Linked DNA regions of Homo sapiens: region 1 is linked to region 2. Evidence: chromatin loops called from intact Hi-C (ENCODE). Cell type or tissue: pancreas. All regions are shown on one strand. Each heading gives the region's core, and the rest is flanking DNA. Links, peaks and the distances in the headings are about the cores only. Region 1 overlaps IQCN (IQ motif containing N). Region 2 overlaps PDE4C (phosphodiesterase 4C).

Region 1 (12,636 bases), core at 2,432-10,431, 55 kb after region 2:
GGCTTGGGGACACCATACAGGTCATAGATGCATGAGCTCTGCTAGGGGACATCCTGCTGGTTATAGATGCGTGAGCTTGGTTTGGGGACACCCTGGAGGCCACTGGTGGGTAATCTTGTCTAGGGGACATCCCACTGGCTTGAGATGGCTGGGCTAGGCTTGAGGAAACCCTACTGGCCACAGATTGGTGGGCTACACTTGGGGACACCCCAGTGGCCTGAGATGGCCAGGTCAAGCTTGGGGATTCCCCAGTGGACTGAGGAGGCTGGGCCAGGCTTGGAGACTCCCGAATGGCCATAGATGGGTGAGCTAGGGTTGGGGACACTCCAATGGTGTGAAATGGCATGGCTAGGCTTGGGGACACTCCAATGGTCTGAGATGGCATGGCTAGGCTTGGGGACACTCCAATAGTCTGAGATGACATGGCTAGGCTTGGGGACACTCTGATGGTCAGAGATGGCTGGGTCAGGCTTGGAGACTCCCCAGTGGGCTGAGATGGGTAGGCTGGGCTTGGGGACATCTCAGTGGGCTGAGATGGGTAGGCTGGGCTTGGGGACTCCCCAGTGACCACAGATGGGTCGCCTGGGCTTGGGGACACCTCAGTGGCCATAAATGGGTAGGCTGGGCTTGGGAACACCTCAGTGCGCTGATATGACTGGGCCAGGCTTGGAGACTCCCCAGTGACCACAGATGGGTAGGCTGAGCTTGGGGACACCTCAGTGGGCTGAGATGGCTGGGCAAGGCTAGGGGACTCCCCAGTGGCCACACATGGATAGTCTGGGCTTGGGGACACCTCAGTGGGCTGAAATGGGTAGCCTGGGCTTGGGGACACCTCAGTGGCCATAGATAGGTAGCCTGAGCTTGGGGACATCTCAGTAGGCTGAGATGAGTAGTCTGGGCTTGGGGACACTTCAGTGGCCACAGATAGGTAGCCTGAGCTTGGGGACACCTCAGTGAGCTGAGATGGGTAGCCTGGGCTTGGGGACACCTCAGTGGCCACAGATAGGTAGCCTGAGCTTGGGGATATCTCAGTGGGCTGATATGGGTAGGTTGGGCTTGGGGACACCTCAGTGGCCACAGATGGGTATTCTGGGCTTGGGGACATCTCAATGGCCATAGATAGGTAGCCTGGGTTTGGGGACACCTCAGTGGGCTGATATGAGTAGGCTGCACTTGGGGACACCTCAGTGAGCTGATATGGGTGGGCTGGGCTTGGAGATACCTCAGTGGGCTGAAATGGCTGTGCCAGGGTTGGGTACTCCCTAATGGCCTGAGATGGGTAGGTTGGACTTGGGGACACCTCAGTGGGCTGAAATGGCTGAGCCAGCATTGGGTACTCCCCAACAGACTGAGATGGGTAGTCTGGACTTGGAGACACCCCAAAGGCTTGAGATGGCTGGGCCAGATTTGAGGTTACCCCAGGGGCTTGAGATGGCTGGGCTAGGCTTGAGGGCTCCCCACTGTCCATAGATGGCTGGGCTAGGTTTTGGGACCCCCAGTTAGCCATTGATTGGTGACCTTGGTCTGAGGCCACTCTAAAGGTCCTTGATGGGTGTCCTCGGCTTGGGGACCTCCTAGTCACCACAGATGGCTGTGCTGGTCTTGGTGTCACTCTATTAGGCACAGAGGAGTGTGGTAGCCTTGGGGTCACCCAATTACCCATAGATGGGCAGGTTAGCCTTGGGGATACCTTACTGGATGCTATATGCTGGGATAGGCTTGGGGCCAGCCTACTGAACCCTGATGCCTGGCCTAGGTTTGGGGCTACCCTACTGGCCAGTGTAGCCTGGGACACAATTGGGGCCAAGCTCTTGGCCACAGATGGTGGCTTATATGCAGTGGAGACCACAGTACCTAAAGACAGAGTCCTCCTCAGCTCTGTCTTGACGGTTGCCTGGGACACCTCAATCAGATTCACAGAGCTCTTGCCTAAGGAGAACTTGTGGATCTCAGCCTCTGAGCCCCAGTGAACACGCAAGGTCAAGCAGTTAGACACTGAGCTGTGTTGGAAACTGGGCACTTTCTCCGAGGCTGGAGTGGGCCGGTAGGGGAAGTGTAGGGTCATGTACCTATAGCCGGTTTCAGTCTCTTGCGTATCCTTAAACCTCTGGAGTGTCCCCATGGACTCCGGAGGAAAAACAGACTTCACCGCAAGGTCCCCTTCTAAACTGCTTTCCCGTGACTCATCTATCTTGTTGACGGCAGGCAGGCTGGCCACAGACATAGTGGAAAGGCTGAGGGAACTAGAACTTTGCAGAGAGCTTTCGGAATTGTTCTCCTGACTGTAGGTCACAAAGCCCTGGGAGAAGCTCCTGGCCAGGTCACCGTCTCGATCCTGTGGCAAACCACCTACTGGCTCACCGAGGATGGATGGCTGGTGGTCTGTTGCTAGCTTCTGGGGGCAGAGCAGGGCAGACACAGAACCCTGTGTTCGATTCCTCCCCTGTCCACAGACAGATGTCTTGGGACGAACTTGAGCCAATGCACTGCCGGGGGAAGCTTGAAACAGACCATGAGTCTTGGATGCCTGAGTTTTGGTCACCATGGTGACCTGCAAGGGACTTGGGGCCCCCTTGTCTATCACCTCCCTAGTACCCGGGGGGGCCTGTTTGCGATTTGGGGGCTGATACCTCCTCCCCAGGCTCTCCCTGGAAGCCCTGGATGCCTGCTGCTGGCCTCTGGCCACTAAGGGTTGGTAGAGACCACGATGTACCCCTGAGGACTGACACCAAGGCAGGCCCCCACAGGTGAGGTAAGGCTGGTGAACATGGGCAGCCCTCCCACCACCCACGCTGCAAGGAAGCCTACCCGAGGCCACCCTGCCCTCCCTGGTCGATAGATAAGAGGCCACCCTGCTGACCACATGTGGCCTGTGGCAGCTCGGGGCTGTGCCATAGATCACAGAGGGCTGGTTCATGCTTGGGCCCACACAGTTGGCAATGAGAGGCTGCCACAGACTCGGGGGTGGCTGCATGTGGGACAGCTTGAGCAAACTGGGGCCCTCCCCACTCCCCTCGGGGTTAAAATCTGATGCCAATGTGCCAGGCTCCAGGGTCGGGCATGCTTCTTCCTTTTGGAACTTGGGGCTCAAATCCAGGTTTGAGGAGAAGTCCCTGCTGGACTCCATCATCTCCCGGGACAGCATGGGATACAGGCCAGTGATCAGGGGACCCTGGTGAATGCTGGTGATGACGCTACCCATCACCGAGGCTCCCACAGTGACCACAGATAAGCAGGGTGACCCCCACAAGATGGCCCCATCAATCCCCCATCTCCTCCAAGGGCCCGGCAGGTTGGCCCATGGTGAAACAACCCCAGATCCCAACCTGGGAATCCCTGACCTTGCTGGTCTGTGGTCTCACGGGGCCCAGGGAGGGCCCCCATGCGGCCGATGGACTCCTCCTGCAGGCCACCTTCACCAGGGCCGGCGTCTTAGTCACCCCGCTTCCTGTTGATTTCGAGGCGGCCTTGGGGAGGATGGTTCCAGTCCTCAGGGCCACCCGACACCAAGACTGGCTCAGGAGAGCACCCAGCTCACCCTGACACAGGGCCTGGCTCAGAGCCACCCACTCCTCCTCCGTCAAAGCCTTGCTAAGCACCTCGGCCAATTTACCCTGCATGACCTTGGTGAGTTCCGCCCGCAGCTCGCCCCGGGACAGGGCTCGGGACAGGGTCAGGCGCAGCTCACTCCAGGACAGCGCCTTCACCAGCGCCATGCTCAGCATGCTCTGGGGCAGGGCTTTGGTGACAGTGGCACCCAGGACCTCCTTGGACAGGGCCTGGTTCAGAGCTGCCCAGACTTCTCCCTGGGAGAGGGCTTTGGCCAACAGAGTGCGGAGATCCTCCTGGGATGCCAGCACACCAGCTACTTCAGCACACAAGGAGGCCAGCAGGGAGCCTACCGTGTCCTCCTGGCAGGGCACCGCCTGGCCGGGCATTGATGGCTGGGCACGTGTGGCTCCGTTGTCTCCCCAGGACTCAACGTTGCATGTGGAATGGCCGGTGGGTGCCATCGGCGGCACCAGCATACCCTGGACCTCACAGGCTGCCGGGCATGGTCCCCCCTGAGTGGTCTTCCCCGGCACGTGTCCGTGGGGCTGTGGCTGGGTCTGTCTGTCCTCTGGCTTGGCCCAGGGTGGGGCGCTGAGGCCACCGAGGCGCTGGCAGGCGTGGTTGGACACCTTGGACCCTGTTAGGAGCACCTGGGAGTGGGTGTTGCTGCTGAGATCAGCAGCCTGGTGCGCTGGGATGAGGCACGTGGTTATGTCTGTGATCGGCTGCCCCCGGGACTGCGTCTTGGTCAGACAGGTGGCTAGAGGCGCTTGGGACTGGACCTTCACGGCACCTGTGGCCAGATGTGTCTGGGAATGCATCTTGCTCAGACAGGTGTCCAGATGGGCCAGGGATGGGGTCTTGGTCAGCTCAGTGGGCAGATGTCCCTGAGATGAGGCCTTGGTCAGCGGGGCGGCCAGTGGTCTCTGGGACAGGCAGGGTGGATGTCTCTGGGATGAGGCATTGGTCAGTGGGGCAGCCAGCTGTCCCCGGGGCAGGGTGACAGCCATGTCTACAGGCACATACACGTGAGGTGGCTTGTCCCCTTCCTCAGCAACTTTTGTCCAGGATGGAGCCCCAGCCATTTCCACTGCCACACTGGTCTTAAATGCCATGTCTGTTTTCGCCTGTTTCTGGGTGCCAGTCTTGATTTTCTCGGCTTCCAAAGGAAGCTCAGCTGCAGCCCTGGGGACCCCAGTTCCCGGATGTGGTTGAGCCAGGCACCTGATCTTCCCCTCAGCCAAATAGGAGGGGGATGAGGCTTTCACCACCTTTGCAGCCTGCTTCACATTCACGGTGGCCTTGGCCTTGGGTGGGTTCTCATGGATGGAGCCTGAGGTGTTGGGAGTTCCGGCTGCTACCGCCACTTGGGGTGGAGCCTTGACATTTGCCACTGTTGGAGAGGCCAGACACAGAGTCTTGAGGATGGTGGCCACCGAGCGTAACTGGGCTGGGGTCTTGGTTATCATGGCTGGCAGGCGGGTCTGGGGTGAGGGCTTGGTCACCCCAACTGGGCTCCTCTGGGATGAAGTCTTGGACATTGTGGCTGACAGACATGTTTGCAATGGGTTTTTGGCTGGGGTGGTGACCGGGTGCATCTGGGGTGGGGTCTTTGCCATCGCAGGCCCCGGGCATACCTGGGGCAGGCTCTTCATGATGGAAGCCAGAAGGGAAACCTGAGGTCGGTTCTTTGCCGTGATGGTCGCAGGGCATGTCTGCCGTGGGGTGCCAGTTCTGGAGGCTGTGGGGTGTACCTGGATCTTGGTCATTGTGGGCATGGGGCATGTGTGAGGTGCAGTTTTGGTCACTGTGGGCCCCGGATACATCTGGGCTGGGGTCTTGATTATTGTTACTTTGGGAACTGGGCTAGTCTTGGGTGGGGTGGTGGTCATCGTGGACGCTGGATATGTCTGTGGCAGGGTCACGGAGACCACTGGATATGTCTGGAGTAGAGTCTTGGTGATCATGGGCCCTGGACATATCTGGAAGGGGGCTTTGGGGGTCTCTGCTTTCACAGGGCCCTGGGTTTGGGCTCTGGATGGTCTCGTAACTGCCTGGTCATACCTTCTGGACAATGGTGTCTCCGGAGCCCTGGCTTTGTTGGTCCGGGCACTTACACGTTTGGTCTTCACTGAGTCACCCTCTATGTGGACGAGGCAGGTGCTTCTGATGGTTCTGGTCAGCAGGCATGGCTGGCATTTTGCGTCCAGACTCACTGGGCAGGGAAATCTGATGGTGACCGTCTGGTGTGGCAGGAAGGCCAGCCCCCGGACTCTGGCAGCATGAGGACCCTGCACACAGGGCTCTGGGGTACCCTGAGCTGCTGGGGGCTGCAGGAGGGGGGACGACTGGGGTCTGCAGAGGACCAGATTGTCACAGGAAGGGAACTGGGTCTCCTTGTTCACCATGATGGGCGGGGACAGAAGGCGGTTCTCTTCCGGATGCTGGAAGCGCACCTGCTGTGGGGCGTGATAAGGTATGTCCCCCTCCTCCGCCCTCGTTTTCTTTACCAACGACTTGCTGGAGTGAAGGATGTGTCTCTTGTTGAAGCGCCGCCAGGCCTCCTGGATGGCCTTGGCCGCCATCATCTGGGAAATCAGCTTCTGCCGGAGCCAATAGCCCCTCCAGTTGGCTTGGATGAGCGTGGCTGCACGGGCGTGCATCATGTCCATCTCGTCTACCAGGATGTTCTTGAAGGCCTGGCTCTCGACCACAGCCCGGAGGCGTGGGACGCGGCGGGACGCCGTCTTGCCTTCGGCAGGCTGTTGCGGAAGATGCTCCTTGGACTTGAGGCCCTCGTGCTGGGGCTGTGGAGGCGCTTTCTCCATTTTGTCCAGGAGACTGGGGTGAGCGGGGGCTGGAGGATGCACCGCCCACTGGGTGACAACTGGCTCGTGAACTGTAGCTAGGCGGCCGGCTGCATTGCCTTGATTACCGGACAGGTCAGCTCTGCCTGTGGGGGCGGCAGGGGGTGGTCAGGGTGTAGCAGGTCCTGCAAACAAGAGGTCTCCTGGCTGGGGTGGACACTGGCCCCCCAGGCCCAGATCTTGTTCCTGGCACGTTGCGATCTTCCGCCTCCCTTTTTCCATCCCTCCCTCTCCCAAGTGGTCTTTGCCATCCTTATATCCACCTCTCATCACCCTACGGCCACTTCATCTTGGCACACAGTGTATGACACCTGAATGCCCGACCACTTACCTGCTTTTCTTTTTTCTTTTCTTTTTTTTTTTTTTTTTGAGACAGAGTTTTGCTCTTGTTGCCCAGGCTGGAGTGCAATGCTGTGATCTTGGCTCACCACAACCTCCGCCTCCTGGGTTCAAGCGATTCTCCTGCCTCAGCCTCCCGAGTAGCTGGGATTACAGGTGCACGCCACCATGCCTGGCTGGCTACTTTTCTGTATTTTTAGTAAAGACGGGGTTTCACCATGTTGGCCAGGCTGGTCTCGAACTCCCGACCTCGGGTGATCCACCTGACTCAGCCTCCCAAAGTGCTGGGATTACAGGTGTGAGCCACCGCGCCCGGCCTGCTTTTCAAACTTTATCTTGGATGTACCCTGGGTTTAGCACTGATCACAATGTTTTGGAAATTTCCTGTTTGCCTCTGTGTGTGTGTGTGTGTGTGTGTGTGTGTGTGTGTGTGTGTGTTTGAAAAAGAGAGAGAGAGAAGTGTGGTGGGGGAGATTATTTGCCTCTCCCCATTGATTGTGAATCCTAGAAGACAGAGTCATTTCTGTGTCCCCATCTCAGTCATAGAGCTTGGTTCCAAGCTGTGAATGGGTAGGTATTGGGTGGGGGGGGCATCTTGACTGATAAATGGTGAGTGGATTGGAAGTTGGATGGACAGATAGATACAGGACTAGATACTGAATGGATGAATCAGTCGATGAGTGAATGGTAGATGGGTTGGAAAGACAGATGAAGGTTTGGATGAATAGGTAAATAAAGCTGATGAATAAAGTGTTAAAGGCAAATTGGCCCGGCACGGTGGCTCATGTCTGTCATTCCAGCACTTTGGGAGGCCAAGGTGGGCAGATTGCTTGGGGTCAGGAGTTCGAGGCCAGCCGGGCCAACATGGTGAAACCCGTCTCTACTAAAAATACAGAAAAGTAGGCCAGGCACAGTGGCTCATGCCTGTAATCCCAGCACTTTGGGAGGCCGAGGTGAGCGGATCACAAGGTCAGGAGTTTGAGACCAGCCTGGCTAACGTGGTGAAACCCCATCTCTACTGAAAATACAAAAATTAGCTCGGCATGGTGGCTCGTGCCTGTAATCCCAGCTACTCAGGAGGCTGAGGCAGGAGAATTGTTTGAACCCGGTAGGCAGAGGTTGCAGTAAGCCGAGATCGCGCCACCTCACTCCAGCCTGGGTGACAGAGCAAGACTCTGTCTCAAAAAAAAAAAAAAAAAAAAGAGCCAGGTATGGTGGCATGAGCCTGTAGTCCCAGCTAGTCGGGAGGCTGAGGCAGGAGCATTGCTTGAACCCGGGAGGAGGAGGTTGCAGTGAGCCAAGATCACGCCATCACACTCCAGCCTGGGCAACAGAAGTGAAACTCCGTGTCAAATAAAAGGAAAGAAGGAAGGAAGCAAGGGAGGGAGGGAAATTAAAGAGAGCTGGAAAGACTGGTGAAGAGATAACCCAACAGGAGGTAGACTGATGGGTGGATGGGTGGGTGGGTGGATTAGGGGATGGGTAGGTAAATGGCATATGGAAGGATGGAAAGAAGGAAGAAAAAGTGGTGACTGTGGCTTTCAGAAGTAACTAGGATGCAGAGAGAGCTGGGACACTGTCAAGCCACCCTGATGCATAGCCTGGAGCACAGCACACTTGTTTGGCAGAAGCCCCTCTCTTCAGGTTGGACTAGCCAGACCCCTTGCCCATAGACCATCTTCTTACCTTGAAGGGTCATAGATTTGGAGGAGTAGCAGGAGAAGAAGGTGCAATCTCAGAAGCCAGCCTGCAAGAGGAGGCAGCCTTCAGCCTTTCATCCATGCAATATGCAGCAACACTGCCCTGGGCTGGCTCAAGACCAACACAAAAAGAAATGTTAAAAGCAAAAATGCTAAATTCTAAAATTTCTAAATTCTAAAAAAGCTAAATTCTAAAAAAAAAAAAAAATGTGCAAAGATGAGGAAATTTATTCCAGTGTTATTTTGTAGCTAGAAATCAAACAAAACAACTGGAAATAACCAAAACAGTGATTGGTAGAGGTTCTGCTACAAATGAATACAGAAGTATGTTCAAGGATGTTTAACACTGTATTGTTTAGCAGAGGAAAAACTGGAAGAAACCAAAATTATCAATGGAGACAGGCTTAAATTAATCATACAAGGGCATGATATCCAGGCATCAGAAATGGCGTCCAGGCTGAGCACAGTGGTTCTTGCCTGCAATCCCAGCACTTTGGGAGGCCAAGATGGGAGGATCACTTGAGGACAGAAGTTTGAGACCAGCCTGGGAAACTAAGCAAGAACTGTCTCTTAAAAAAAAAAAAAAAAAAAAAAAAAAATTGGCCAGGCGTGGCTCACGCCTGTAATTCCAGCACTCTGGGAGGCCGAGGAGGGTGGATCACCTGAGGTCAGGAGTTCGAGACCAGCCTGGCCAACATGGTAAAACCCCGTCTCTACTAAAAATACAAGAAATTAGCCAGGCATAGTGGTTGACGCCTGTAATTCCAGCTACTCAGGAGGCTGAGGCAGGAGAATATCTTGAACCTGGGAGGCAGAGATTTCAGTGAGCTGAGATCGTGCCATTGTACTCCATCTGGGGCAACAAGAGCAAAACTGTCTCAAAAAAAAAAAAAAAATAGGCCGGGCACAGTGGCTCACGTCTGTAACCCCAGCAATTTGGAAGGCCAAGGTGGGTGGGTCACTTGAGGCCAGGAGTTCCAGACCAGCCTGGGCAACATGGTAAAACCCGTCTCTACTAAAAACATAAAAATTAGCCAGTCATGGTGACATGCACCTGTAGTCCCAGCTACTCGGGAGGCTGAGACAGGAGGATCATTTGAGGCCAGGAGGTTGAGACTGCAGTAAGCTACGATGGCACCACTGCACTCGAGCCTGAGCGACAGAATGAGACCCTATCTCTTTTTTGTTTTTAAAACAGAGTCCCACCCTTTTGCCCAGGCTGGAGTGCAGCGTCACAATCTCGGCTCACTGCAACCTCTGCTTCCCAGGTTCAAGTGATTCTTGTGCCTCAGTCTCCCAAGTAGCTGGGATGACAAGTGTAAGCCACGGTGCCTGGCTGAGACCCTGTCTCAAAAAAAAAAAAAAAAAGATTGTGATTAAAGAGTAAGTATAAGATAAAAGGTAACCTGGGAGGCCAGGCATGGTGGCTCACACCTGTCATCCCAGCACTTCGGGAGGCCAAGGCAGGTGGATCACAAGGTCAGGAGTTCGAGAACAGCCTGGCCAACATGGTGAAACCCCGTCTCTACTAAAAATACAAAACTTAGCCAGGCACAGTGGCATGCACCTGTAATCCCAGCTACTTCAGAGGCTGAAGCAGGAGAATCACTTGAACCCGAGAGATGGAGATTGCAGTGAGCCGAGATCACGCAACTGCACTCCAGCCTGGGCGACAGAGTGAGACTCTGTCTCAAAAAAAAAAAAAAAAAACCAGGCGCAGTGGCTCACGCCTGTAATCCCAGTGCTTTGGGAGGCCGAGGTGGGTGGCTCACGTGAGGTCAGGAGTTCAAGACCAGCCTGGCCAACATGGTGAAACTCTGTCTCTACTAAAAATACAAAAATTAGCCAGGTATGATGGCAGGTGCCTGTAATCCCAGCTACTTAGGAGGCTGAGGCGGGAGAATCTCTTGAACCCAGTAGGCAAAGGTTGCAGTGAGCTGAGATCATACCATTGCACACCAGCCTGGGTGACTGAGCGAAACTCAGTTCAAAAAAAAAAAAAAAAGATAAAAGGAAACTCTATGTGGTACTTTAGGGCTGAGGGAGTATCCCCAAAAAAGGGGCAAATTTGGAGAGCATTCAGACTTCCTTGGAGAAAGTATGGTCCCGCCTAACAAGTTAACGGAGATAATTGCTGGATCGGCCAAGCCAGAGCTGGTCTGGAGTTGCAAAACAAGCAAAAGGCCCACCCTCCAGGGTGCAGATGTGGGAACAGGTTATCAACAGTTGGTGCTCTGGATGTGCACTGGAAACCTAAGTGTTGCTGGGGCAGGAGGCCTTCAATGTGTATGGGCCACCGTGGGGGCTCTGTTCGTTTATTATCATTTATTTATTTATGATTTTTGAGACAGAGTCTCACTCTGTCCCCCAGGCTGGAGTGCAGCGGCACTCAGCATCTTGGCTCACTGCAACCTCCGCCTCCTGGGTTCAAGCGATTCTCCTGCCTCAGCCTCCCGAGTAGCTGGGATTACAGGCATGAATCCCACCACACCCAGCTAATTTTGTTTGTTTTGTTTTGTTTTGTTTTTGGAGGGACGGGGTTTCACCATGTTGGCCAGGCTGGTCTCAAACTCCTGATCTCAGGTGATTCGCCTGCCTCGGCCTCCCAAAGTGCTGGGATTACAGGCGTGAGCCACCGCGCCTGGCCTTTTTTTTTTTCTCTCTCTCTTTTGAGTTTTGTTCTTGTCGCCCAGGCTGGAGTGCAGTGGCGCGATCTCCTTTCACTGCAACCTCTACCTCTCGGTTTCCAGCGATTCTCCTACCTCAGCCTCCTGAGCAGCTGGGATTACAGGCACCTGCCACCACGCCTAGCAAATTTTTGTATTTTTAGTACAGATGGGGTTTCATCATATTGGTCAGGCTGGTCTCAAATTCCTGACCACAGGTGATCCACCCACCTTGGCCTCCCAAAGTGCTGGGATTACAGGCATGAGCCACCGCGCCCGGCCTTAGGGGCTCTGTTTTTTGTGTGTGTTGAGAGGGCTGCAGAAAGGTTTTCACCAGGTCAAGACTGCAAAGTCACAGGACCACGTTCTGGATCCAGGGCTCGGGCAGGCTTCACCTGGTGTCTTCACACCTCTATCCCTAATGCCTCACCAGCGCCCTCTATTGAGAAATCTTAGCATTGTGCTCACTTTTTTTTTTTTTTTGAGACGGAGTCTCGTTCTGTCTCCCAGGCTGGAGTGCACTGGCACCATCTCGGCTCACTGCAAGCTCTGCCTCCCGGGTTCACGCCATTCTCCTGCCTCAGCCTCCTGAGTAGCTGGGACTACAGGCGCCTGCCACCACGCCCAGTTAATATTTTGTATTTTTAGTAGAGACGGGGTTTCACTATGCTAGCCAGGATGGTCTCCATCTCCTGACCTCGTGATTCGCCCACCTCGGCCTCCCAAAGTGCTGGGATTACAGGCGTGAGCCACCGCGCCTGGCCGAGCATTGTGCTCACTTTAAACAAGACATAACGAAAGAAATTCCTTTGTTTATCACATATTGAAAGGGTCCATTCGGAGACAAGAGGCAATGCATGGATAATTGACACACATATATTTATTATTTTTATTTTTTTGAGATGGACGGAATCTTGCTCTGTTGCCCAGGCTGAAGTGCAGTGGCACGATCTTGGCTCACTGCAACCTCCGCCTCCCAGGTTCAAAGTGATTCTCCTGTCTCAGCCTCCCGAGTAGCTGGGATTACAGGCACTTGCCACCACACTTGGCTAACTTTTGTATTTTTAGTAGAGTTGGGGTTTCGCCATGTTGGCCAGACTGGTCTCGAACCCCTGACCTCAAGTGATCCGCCCGCCTCGGCCTCCCAAAGTGCTGGGATTACAGGCATGAGTCACCATGCCCGGCCTAATTATTATTATTATTCTCTTTGAGACGGAATTTCACTTTTGTTGCCCAGGCTGGAGTGCAATGGCGCCATCTTGGCTCACTGCAACCTCTGCCTCCAGGTTCAAGCGATTCTCCTGCCTCAGCCTCCCAAATAGCTAGGATTACAGGCATGCGCCACCACACCTAATTTCGTATTTTTAGTGGAAATGGGGTTTCTCCATGTTGGTCAGGCTGGTCTTGAACTCCTGATCACAGGTGATCTGCCCGCCTTGGCTTCCCAAAGTGCTGGCGTTACAGGCGTGAGCCACCTTGCCCGGCCTAATTTTTGAATTTTTAGTAGAGATG
Region 2 (11,353 bases), core at 3,354-11,353:
ACATGTTTGCTCCCTCCTCCCCCACTCGGACTATAGAAGTATCACCAATCCACTGCAGAGAAATTGGGAAAATTCAGAAAAACAAAAAATAAAAAGAAATCCACCTCCCATTCTCCCTGCCCTCCGCGCCCACGCGGTAGTCCGTGCTCTGTGGGGGGCTCCAGGGCAGCTGGTCCAGGCCCTGGCCTGCCGCCTCCTTGGAGGGGAGGTTTTTCGGTTGCTCAGCTCCCTGATCGCCCAAAGGCACGCTTCCTACATGGGTGGCTCTCTCGGAAATACCTCCTGCCTTTTTTCCCCAGGAAGAGAAAAGTGAGCCACGAGAATGTGCGGAAGCTTCCGTCACTGACTTAGTATTTTAAAGTAAAAATAGCCGGGTGCGGAGGCTTACGCCTGTAATCCCACCACTTTGGGAGACCAAGGCGGGAGGATCGCTTGAGCCCAGGAATTGGAAACCAGCCTGAGTAACATAGGGAGGCCCCATCTCTACAAAAAATTTAAAAATTAGCTGGATGTGGTGTCGCGTGCTTGTGGACCCAAATACTCCCGAGGCTGAAGTAGGAGGATCACTTGAGCTCAGGAGGTCGAGGCTGTAGGAAACCGTATCGCGCCACTACACTCCAGCCTGGACGACAGAGTGAGACGCTGTCTCAAAAAATTAATTACTTAATTTAAATTTAAAAAGAATGCAAGCCCTTGATTGTCCAGAGCAGCATTGGGCTCTGGAATTAGAAATGGTTGAGCTGGGGGAGGGGCTGCGGGATTGGGGTATTTTCTTTGTGTCAGGGGAGACAGAGCTGGTGGGAGAACGGGCTAGGCTTCCAGGCCGGTCCCACTCAGAGGAAAGTCCAGAGGCTTCCCTGCATCCCTACCCTATCGTCTACACTAGACAAATAAAAATAAAAATGTGGCCAGGTGCGGTGGTTTATGCCTGTAATACCAGCACTTTGGGAGGCCGAGTCAGGAGGATCACTCCTTGACCTTGAGGTCAGGAGTTCGAGACCAGCCTGGCCAACATGGTGAAACCCCATCTCTGCTAAAAATACAAAAATTAGCCCGGTGTGGTGGTGCCTGTCCCAGGAGGCTGCTCAGGAGGCCCAGGCATGAGAATCGCATGAACCAGGGAGGCGGAGGTTGCAGTGAGCTGAGATCACCGGCACCACTGCACGCCAGCCTAGGTGCTAGAGGGAGACTCTGTCTCAAGAAAAAAAAAAAAAAGTATCCCAGATACGGGTCCAGGGACGACTTCTCGGGGAAGAAGACACTAACTTAAAACCCAGTGTGGGGGCCAGGTGTGGTGGCTCATGCCTGTAATCCCAGCACTTTGGGAGGCCGAGGTGGGTGGATCACCTGAGGTCAGAAGTTCAAGACCAGCGTGGTCAACATGGTGAAACCCCATTTCTACTAAATATTAGCCGGGCATGGTGGCGGTCGCCTGTAATCCCTGCTACTTGGGAGGCTGAGGCAGGAGAATCGCTTGAACCCGGGAGGCAGAGGTTGCAGTGAGCCAAGATCACGCCATTGTCCTCCAGCCTGGGCAACAAGAGCGAAACTTTGTCTAAAACAAAAATAAAAACAAAAATCTAATGGGTGAGGCTGGGGGCTGAGAGAGAAGCATTCCAGGTAGTGGGAACAGCTTGTTTGAAGGCCCTGTGGTGGGACCAGGCTTGCAGTGTGGCCAGAGCAGATGCAGTCAGTAAGAGGAGAGGGACAAATGCCTTTGGCTCAAACTGAAGGAGAACATATGAATATTCATTTATAAGAAATATGAATATTCTAGGGCTGGGTGCAGTGGCTCATGCCTGTAATCCCAGCACTTTGGGAGGCCGAGGCAGGCGGATCATGAGGTCAGGAGTTCAAGACCAGCCTGGCCAACATGGTGAAAACCCAGTCTCTACTAAAAATACAAAAATTAGCTGGGCATGGTGGTGGGCACCTGTAATCCCAGCTACTCAGGAGACTGAGGCAGGAGAATCGTTTGAACCCAGGAGGCGGAGGTTGCAGTTAGCCAAGATCACACCATTGCACTCCCGCCTGGGCGACAAGGCGAGACGCAAAGAAAGAAAGAAAGAGAAAGGGAAAAGGAAAGAAAAGAAAGACAGAGAAAGAAAGAAAAGAAAAGAAAGAAAAAAATATGAATTTTTTTTTTTTTTTTGAGACAGTCTCGCTCTGTCACCCAGGCTAGAGTGCAGTGGCTCGATCTTGGCTCACTGCAAGCTCCGCCTCCCGGGTTCAGGCCATTCTCCTGCCTCAGCCTCCCGAGTAGCTGGGACTACAGGCGCCTGCAACCACGCCCGGCTAATTTTTTGTATTTTTAGTAGAGACGGGGTTTCACTGTTAGCCAGGACGGTCTCGATCTCCTGACCTCGTGATCCGCCCGCCTCGGCCTCCCAAAGTGCTGGGATTACAGGCGTGAGCCACCGCGCCCAGCCAAAAATATGAATATCTTATAACAGATGGAGAAAAACTAGAGGGAAATAAGTCAAAATACTGCAGATAATCCATGGGTGGAGATACAGCAGAATTTTATTTCCTTCTTTATACATTTCCATTATTTCCAAATTTTTTACAGCGAACATGGTATTACTTTGTAAGCGGACTGGGGGGAAAAATCTTGAAAAAAAAATTCCCTAAATATCTTCTTTTTAAAAGTCTGGAAGGAAATGCACCAAGTTCGTGAACCCGGATGACTTTTAGTTCTGGCACTGTGGAATTTTATCATTAACTGTGATGATGATGAATTCTGAGTGGTTATAATATTTATGAACGAAGCCAGCTGCTCTGGAAGCCGAGGGCGGCTGTGATGACGCCTGTATCTTGTATAAATATTCAGGCACGCGAAGAGGGAGGCAGAGGGGAGGGATGGATACTGAGGCTTCCGGAGGCGGGGATCGAACCCTAGGCTTGAGCATGGTGCTGCCCAGTCCGCTCGGAGGCCCGACCAGCAGGACGAGCTCTTCCCGGCGAGGTGCGGTAAGTGGGACCATCAGGGCTGGAGGATGCCACCCCTCCGACCCACCCCCCAACCCCCGACAAGCGCGCCCCGCCGTGTCTCCCACGCCCGCCACCAGGGGGTGCCGCTGGCTAACATTGGGCGCCCAGATGCTTGACTTTGAGCTGGCAAGAGGACCTCTCTGCGCCTCAGTTTCCTCATCAGTGAAATGGCCAGGACACTCAATTTGGTCAATCGAATGTCTTAAGATGTAAAGATTTTATTTAACCCCAGATAAATGCTCAGTACCCCAAATGTCTAAGATATTTCAGGGAGGTCACAGACAACAACCCCCCACACCTCGTCGGAGTTTATCCAAGTACTAGGATCAGGTTACAGAGGGGAAACTGAGGCCCAGAAGAGGCTATGATGGCAAGAAAGCCTCAGGGGCCTCCCTCCCTCTAGGGGGAGTCTGAGGCAGTTTCAGGAATCAGGAGACTTAGAGACCTGCTAGAGAGGGAAAATTGTGTGTTTTTGTTGCTGTCCTAGGGAAGGAGGAACACGTAGGGGACCCAGTATGGAGTTCTGCGGACAGAGAAAGCAGGGGGCTCCTACATCCAGAGACACCAAAGACAGAAAATAAAGCGACTTAAAGCAACAACTGGTGCATAGGTTCAATCAGTCTTCAGAGACATGCCGGGCACAGAGCCCCCTCTTTTTATTGTTGTTGTCGTTGCCCAGGCTGGAGTGCAGTGGCGCGACCTCGGCTCACCACAACCTCCACCTCCCGGGTTCAAGCGATTCTCCTGCCTCAGCCTCTCAAGTAGCTGGGATTACAGGCACCTGCCACCATGCCTGGCTAATTTTTTTTTTTTCTTTTTGAGACGGAGTCTTGCTCTGTCACCCAGGCTGGAGTGCAATGGCACGATCTCGGCTCACTGCAAGCCCCGCCTCCCGGATTCAAGCGATTCTCCTGCCTCAGCCTCCCGAGTAGCTGGGATTCAGGCACCCAACACCATGCCCAGCTAATTTGTGTATTTTTAGTAGAGATGGGGTTTCACCGTGTTGGCCAGGCTGGTCTTGAACTCCTGACCTCGTGATCCACCCGCCTCGGCCTCCCAAAGTTCTGGGATTACAGGTGTGAGCCGCCGCACCCAGCCTCTAATTTTTTGTATTTTTAGTAGAGACAGGGTTTCACTATGTTGGCCAGGCTGATTTTGAACTCCTGATCTCAGGCGATCCACCCCCACTCAGCCTCCCAAAGTGCTAGGATTACAGGCGTGAGCCACCTGGCCCGGCTTTTTTTTTTTTCTTTTCTTTTTTGAGACAGTGTCTTGCTCTGTCGCCCAGGCTGGAGTGCAGTGGCATGATGTCGGCTCACTGCAACCTCCACCTCCTGAATTCAAGTGATTCTCCTGCCTCAGCCTCCCCAGTAGCTGGGATTACAGGCACCCGCCACCATGCCCAGCCAATTTTTGTATTTTTAGTAGAGATGGGGTTTCACCATGTTGGCCAGGCTGGTCTCGAACTCCTAACCTCAGGTGATCCACCTGCCTCAGCCTCCCAAAGTGCTGGGATTATAGGCATGGGCCACTGTGCTCGGCCTCAGAGCCCCGTCTCTTTCCTTTCCTTCTCTTTTCTTTTTATTTTTAGACAGGATCTTGCTGTGTTGCCCAGGCTGGAGTGCAGTGATGCAGTCATAGCTCTCTTCAGCCTCCAACTCCTGGGCTCAAGCGATCCCCTTTGTCTCAACCTTCTGAGTAGCTGGGATTCTCAGGTGCACACCACCATGCCTGGCTAATTTTTTTTTTCAGAGATGGTGGGGGTCTTGCTATGTTGCCCAGGCTGGTCTCAAACTCCTGAGCTTAAGCAGTCCTCCCACCTCAGCCTCCCAAAGTACCGGGATTACAGGCATAAGCCACTATGCCTTGCCCAGCCCTTCTTTTCTGCTCCTCTTCCTGCCCCCTACCGTAGTTTCAGAAACAAAACTGGGTATGAGTGAAGCTTTGGTGCTGAAAATTTTCCCCACTCACATTTCCATGCTCTTGCAGAGAGCCGCTTGGTAGAGGAAGACAGGGAGATGCCTTTGGGATGGTCTCCTGACTCCCCACCCTTTGTGCAGGGCTACTACAGAGGCAGAAAGCTGGCACGAAGTAGATGAGCAATAAATATTTGATAAAGAAGGAAATAATTAAGTGACAGATGTGACTCAAGAGTGACCACTGGAGAGGGTGGACTAGAGGCTCCAGCAGACAGCACCTCTCCTCACAGGGATAGAAGCCCAGGAGAAAGACACCAGGGCATCGTAAGAGGCTGCCCCTTAGAGAGCTCTTTTAGGCAAGTCTAGGGTCAGAGTGGACCCCAGCCAGGTGCCTCCAATTAGACCCTGGGAGCCACCTATAACTAAGAGCTTGATTGTCTCCCTAAATGGGTGGGAAAGTGAAGCAGGAGCCACATGGAGCCTCTTCCTGGAAAGTCTGCCTGCCAAGAGCCAAAGGGCTTTACCATCCATTGCCCCTGCAGTTCACGCAGGGCTGGCCCTAAGTCCTCTGGTTGTCGAGGGGTAAGTCCCCAGGGTCTGGGCCGGCTTCAGGGGACAGGAGTTCAGTGTCAGGCAACTCCAAGGCCTCTTTGGCTAAAGCTGTCTCTTCCCCCTCCTCTTCTTCCTCCTCATCCTCTTCCTCTGCCTCCTCCAGAGTCAGTTCAAACTGGAATCTGTCAGGCCCGTCCCGCTCGGGGTTGGTGAGGTCTGAGGGACTTCGGGGGATCTTGCTCTGGTACCACTCTCGATTGTCCTCCAGCGTGTCCAGCAGGTCCTGTGCATCTGGGTGGACCAGGTCAGCCCAAGTCTCCCACAGTGGGTGAGCAATGTAGTCAATGAAACCCACCTGTGGCGGGGGGTGGGGCATGTCGGCATTTGGTGAGTTACAGTGAACCCTAGACTCAATCCAGCCTCCAGATCTTTAGCCAAGTTGTTCCCTCTGCCTGGAATGCCGCTTCCCAACAACTGCTCATCCTTCAAAACCCTTTTCAAATAACTCATTCTCTAGAATGCCTCCCTTAACCCTTCTGGCCTCCTCCAACCCCAACCCTAACCCCACAGGGCTGAATGTACGTGTCCCCCAGACTGGAAGCCCCTCCAGGGTCCCGCATGTCACCTAGAACAGATGTTTCCAAACCCCAGAAGTGCATGTCCCTCTCCCTGAAGCCCAGAGAGAATGGATCCCAGGTCTAACTCGGCCCAGACAGCACCCTTCAGGCACACTCCCTGGCTAGCCAGCCAGGGCCAAACCAGGGCTCGTGGGGTTGGCTCAGCCCCTCCTTTTACTTCCTCCCAGTGTCTACCGGTTCAGCCCAGTCCCCTGCCAACCTGGGACTTCTCCACTGAGGCCGTATGCTTGTCACACATGGGACTGATGTCCAGGCCCGACTCACGCTCGCGGTCTCCCTGCTGGAAGAACTCGGCCATGATGCGGTCCGTCCACTGGCGGTACAGGGGCAGCGGCTTGGTGGGGTTGCTCAGATCAGCACAGTGCACCAGGTTCTGCAAGACCTACAGAGATCGAGGCTTGGGAGGGCACTGGCGGGGCCCAGCCACACCTAGACCTGGCACCTCCACAGACAGGCTTGGTGCCATGGACACATTCATCTTACAGGTGGGGAAACTGAGGCCTGAGACCTGAAGAAATGGTTAAGGCACAGGCATGTGACTCTTGCCATTTCTTCAAGTTTGGCATCCAGTCGGCACTTCATAAATGAAGCTAAATGAGAATTGCAAAAATGGAGGCCCTCTCCGATTTTTTTTTTTTTAATGAGTTAGGGTCTCACGCTGTGACCCTGGCTGGAGTGCAGTGGCAAGATCTTGGCTCACTGCAACCTCTGCCTCCCAGGCTCAAATGATCCTCCCAGCCCAGCCTCCCGAGTAACTGGAACTATAGGCATGCGCCACCATGCCTGGCTAATTTTTGTATTTTTGTAGAGACGGGGTGTTGCCCAGGCTGGTCTCAAACTCCTGAGCTCAAGCGATCCACCCATCTCAGCCTCTCAAAGTGCTGGGATTACAGGTGTGAGCCACTGAGCCCAGCTTTTTTTTTTTTTTTTTAAGAGACAGGGTCTCACTCAGTTGCCCAGGCTGGAGTGCAATGGTGCAATCACAGCTCACTGCAGCCTCTAACTCCTGGCCTCAAGCAATCCTCACACCTTGGCCTCCCAAAGTGCTGGGATTACAGGCATGAGCCACTGCGCCCAGCCTTCACTCTAAATGTGTAAGAAACCTGGCTAAAATTGTTTTTGTTTGTTTGTTTTGGCTTGTTTTTTTGAGATGGAGTCTTGCTTTGTCACCCAGGCTGGAGTGCAGTGGGGTGATTTCGGCTCACTGCAACCTCTACCTCCCAGGTTCAAGCAATTCTCTGCCTCAGCCTCCCGAGTAGCTGAGATTACAGGCGCCCGCCACCACACCCAGCTAATTTTTGTATTTTTAGTAGAGATGGGGTTTCACCATCTTGGCCAGACTGGTCTTGAACTCCTGACCTCATGATCTGCCTGCCTCGGCCTCCCAAAGTGCTGGGATTATAGGCGTGAGCCACTGCGCCCGGCTGCTAAAGTTGTTTTTAAAGTAAAACCGGCCGGGCGCGGTGGCTCACGCCTGTAATCCCAGCACTTTGGGAGGCCGAGGTGGGCGGATCTCAATCTCATGGAGATTGAGACCATGGTGAAACCCCGTCTCTACTAAAAATACAAAAAAAATTAGCTGGGCGCGGTGCCGGGCACCTGTAATCCCAGCTACTCGGGAGGCTGAGGCAGGAGAATGGCGTGAACCTGGGAGGCAGAGCTTGCACTGAGCCAAGATGGCGCCACTGCACTCCAGCCTGGGCGACAGAGTGAGACTCCGTCTCAATAAATAAATAAATACATAAATAAATAAATAAAGTAAAACCAAAATTTAAAAAGGAAGCCCCAGTGCCCATCCAGCTACACACCTGGATTCGGTCGGAATAGTTGTCCAGGAGGAGGACACCGAGGCTTGTCACCTTCTTGGTCTCCACCATGGTCTTGAGGTCGGCCAGGAGGTTCATGTGTTTGGACATGTCTGTGGCCAGCACCTGGGGGCAGGCAAGGGAAGGTGACAGGCGCGAGGACCCTGCCCACCCCAACCCTCACTCCCAACTCCCAGATGCCACTCTGGCTCAGACTCAGCCCTCTGGGCCTCAGCATACTCATCTGTGAAATGGAAGGATGCAACTGCATTCACTGCAAACTCTGCTCAAAAGAGGGGCTCAGTCAGGGGCCCCTTTTGGGAGGTCATCTGGGTTGGCCATGAATTCCACATGTGTGACAGGGTGTAGTGGGGAGGTGATCAAATCTGTGCGCCTGGGACTTGTCAGACAGAGTCTCCCACAGTGGGTGGGCATTGTAGTCAATGAAACCCACCTGTGGGGTGGGTGGGGCGGAAGGCATTCGTTGAGTCACAGCAAACCCTAGAACCAATCCAGCCTCCAGATCTTTAGCCACGTTGTTCCCTCTGCCTGGAATGCCGCTTCCCAACTCCTACTCATCCTTCAAAGCCCTTTTCAAATAACCCACCCTCAGGCTGGGCGCCGTGGCTCACGCCTGTAATCCCAGCACTTTGGGAGGCCGAGGCAGGTGGATCACGAGGTCAGGAGATCGAGACCATCCTGGCTAACATGGTGAAACCCCGTCTCTACTAAAAATACAAAAAGTTAGCCTGGCATGGTGGTGGGCACCGGTAGTCCCAGCTACTCGGAAGGCTGAGGCAGGAGAATGGCATGAACCCAAGAGGCGGAGCTTGCAGGGAGCCGAGATCCTGCAACAGATCTGGGCGACAGAGCAAGACTCCGTCTCAAAAAAAAAAAAAAAATAACCCATCCTCTAGGATGCCTCTGTTGACCCTTCTGGCCTCCTCCAACCCCAACTGTGACCCCACAGGGCTGGTTAGGGGCTAGGGTGACTTGTGCCTGAGGACAGTGGGGAGGATGAGTTCTGTGCAAAGGGGCTGGAAGAGTTGGGTACATGGGAGGGAACTAAAAGAGGTGGCTGTGGCTGGAAGAAGTGAGCTCAAGAGAAAGGGAGGTGAGATTGAAGAGACTGAGGGCCTCTGGCAGCTGGGGTAGATTGTCCAGAGGCTATGGGAGCCACAGGGGAGTTTGCAGCTCACTGTGGGGAGGGATGTGACTTCATACCCCTCAAACTTCCATGTAGCCACCATGTGCCCTGGAGGGCTATTTCTAGGCACAGATGTTTAAAAACCAGATTAACCCAGCCGGGCGCCGTGGCTCACACCTGTAATCCCAACACTTTGGGAGGCAGAGGTGGGTGGATTACCAGAGGTCAGAAGTTCAAGACCAGCATGGCCAACATGGTGAAACCCCGTCTCCACTAAAAATACAAAAAATTAGCCGGGTGTGGTGGCAGGCACCTGTAATCCCAGCTACTCAGAGGCTGAGGCAGGAGAATCACTTGAACCCAGGAGGTGGAGGTTGCAGTGAGCCAGGATCACACCATTGCACTCCAGCCTGAGTGACAGAGCAAGACTCCATTTCAAAAAAAAAAAAAAAAAAAACTTAACCCACCCATGTGGACTCAGCCCAGCCAGGAGTGACTCAGATGTGGTTCACCGGCTTCTCTGAGAGTCAGACAAAAGTCTCAAAACTTCTCCTCAAATCTCTCATCTGTCCCAAATGCTGTCTCCCCACCCTGTGGGTACCCACCACTCAAGACCCCAACTCCACCTCACCAAACGTTTAGTTCTTTCTCACTCCAAGCCTTGGCTTTCTCTAAGCCCTCCTCACGTGGGGTTCCCTCTGCTGAGAACACAGCCTTCCTCATTCTGCACACCCTGGCTTCAATGTTCCCTCTCCAAGAAGCCCTTTCTGACCTCTTTGGCTGGTCTGGGCTCCGAAAGCACCTTGAACCTTCCTCCTCACAGCTCTGCCTGCAGGTCCCTAGTCAAGGGTTAGAATTTCATAACGGCCGGAACTGTCTTTGCACAGATCAAGCACACAATAGGTGCTCAATAAATGCTTGTTAAGTGAATGAATGAGGCATGAGACCCCAAAACTTACTGATGTGCCCCTACCTAAAAAAAAAAAAAATTCAAATGGATAGATGTGTATAATTTTTTTTTTTGAGACAGAGTCTTGCTCTGTTGCCAGGCTGGAATGCAGTGTGCGATCTCCGCTCACTGCAATCTCCGCCTCCCGGGTTCAAATGATTCTCCTGACTCAGCCTCCCGAGTAGCTGAGACTACAGGTGCATGCCACCACACCCAGCTAATTTTTGTATTTTTAGTAGAGACAGGGTTTCACCATGTTGGCCAGGATGGTCTTGATCTCTTGACCTCATGATCCGCCTGCCTCGGCCTCCCAAACTGTTGGGACTACAGGCCTGAGCCACCGTGCCTGGCTGCTTAATTTTTTTCTTTTCTTTTTTTTTTTTTTTTGAGACAGAGTCTCACTCTGTTGCTGAGGCTAGAGTGCCGTGGTGCAATCTCCGCTCACTGCCACCTCCACCTCCCGGGTTCAAGCGATTCTCCTGCCTCAGCCTCCCAAGTATCTGGGATCACAGGTGCCCGCCACCAGGCCCGGCTAATTTTTGTATTTTTAGTAAAAACAGGGGTTTCACCATGTTGATCAAGCTGGTCTCGAACTCTTGACCTCAAGTGATCCACCCGCCTCAGCCTCCCAAAGTGCTGGGATTACAGGCGTGAGCCACCACGCCTGGCCCAGATGTGCTTAATTTAAGGCTTAGCAAAAGTTGCACCTGACACCCCAGAAACGGTTTCCACATTGCCTGGGTACAGCCAGGATCTGCTGGGCCCAGCAGAGGGCCTGGGGTTTGGGCAGTCACTAGCCCCTTTTTTTTTTTTTTTGAGATGGAGTCTCACTCTGTTGCTGAGACTGGAGTGCAGTGGTGCGATCTCAGCTCACTAGCTCACTAGCTCACTACAGCCTCCGCCTCCTGGGTTCTAGCAATTCTCCTGCCTCAGTCTCCCAAGTAGCTGGGATGACAGGTGCACACCACCACACCCAGCTAATTTTTGTATTTTTAGTAGAGACGAGGTTTCACCATGTTGGTCAGGCTGGTCTCGAACTCCTGACCTCAGGTGATTCGCCCGCCTCTGCTTCCCAAAGTGTTAGGATTACAGGCATGAGCCACCGCCCCTGGCCCCACTGTTCCATTTCACAGATGAGGAAGCTCAGACAGAGTGAGGACATGCCTGGGTCTGGATGAACCGCCGGCCATGCCAATATCACCCCACCCTGCTGTCTGCAGATGAGAAGGATGCCCCGCTCCCCTCTGCCCCTCCCGCCCCGCTTACTGCCCTGGCCTCACCATGTCAATGACCATCCTGCGCAGACTCAGTCGCTGCTTGGCGCTGAGGTTCTGGAAGATATCGCAGTTCTC

What was found. A loop is a pair of places that touch in the nucleus more often than their neighbours do. Peaks named below come from ENCODE experiments on the same cell type or tissue, not always from the same donor. Only the 100,000 strongest peaks of a DNase experiment are listed, where the experiment ranks them.
Region 1: a loop joins it to region 2, with 2.1 times the contacts of the local background. A loop is called at or near these places in 92 of 110 quality-filtered maps.

The regions. Positions count from the first base shown.
Region 1 is chr19:18,261,022-18,273,657 of GRCh38, forward strand. IQCN (IQ motif containing N) reads right to left here. Exons shown (of 4, transcript NM_001145304.2): 2 at 8,445-8,566; 3 at 3,342-6,505. The coding sequence starts at 8,457. Among named protein-coding and RNA genes, the nearest start is that of IQCN, 7.1 kb to the right of the region's middle. In pancreas, for the core only: no CTCF peak of the experiment used is centred there; DNase peaks (open chromatin) are centred at 4,008, 4,214, 5,727, 6,467 and 3 weaker places.
Region 2 is chr19:18,205,460-18,216,812 of GRCh38, forward strand. It overlaps PDE4C (phosphodiesterase 4C), which reads right to left. Exons shown (of 15, transcript NM_001098818.4): 12 at 11,282-11,353; 13 at 7,909-8,031; 14 at 6,300-6,482; 15 at 2,506-5,817. The coding sequence ends at 5,470. It overlaps LOC102725254 (a long non-coding RNA gene), which reads left to right. Exons shown (of 2, transcript NR_134910.1): 2 at 1-104. Among named protein-coding and RNA genes, the nearest start is that of RAB3A, 7.1 kb to the left of the region's middle. In pancreas, for the core only: no CTCF peak of the experiment used is centred there; a DNase peak (open chromatin) is centred at 6,383.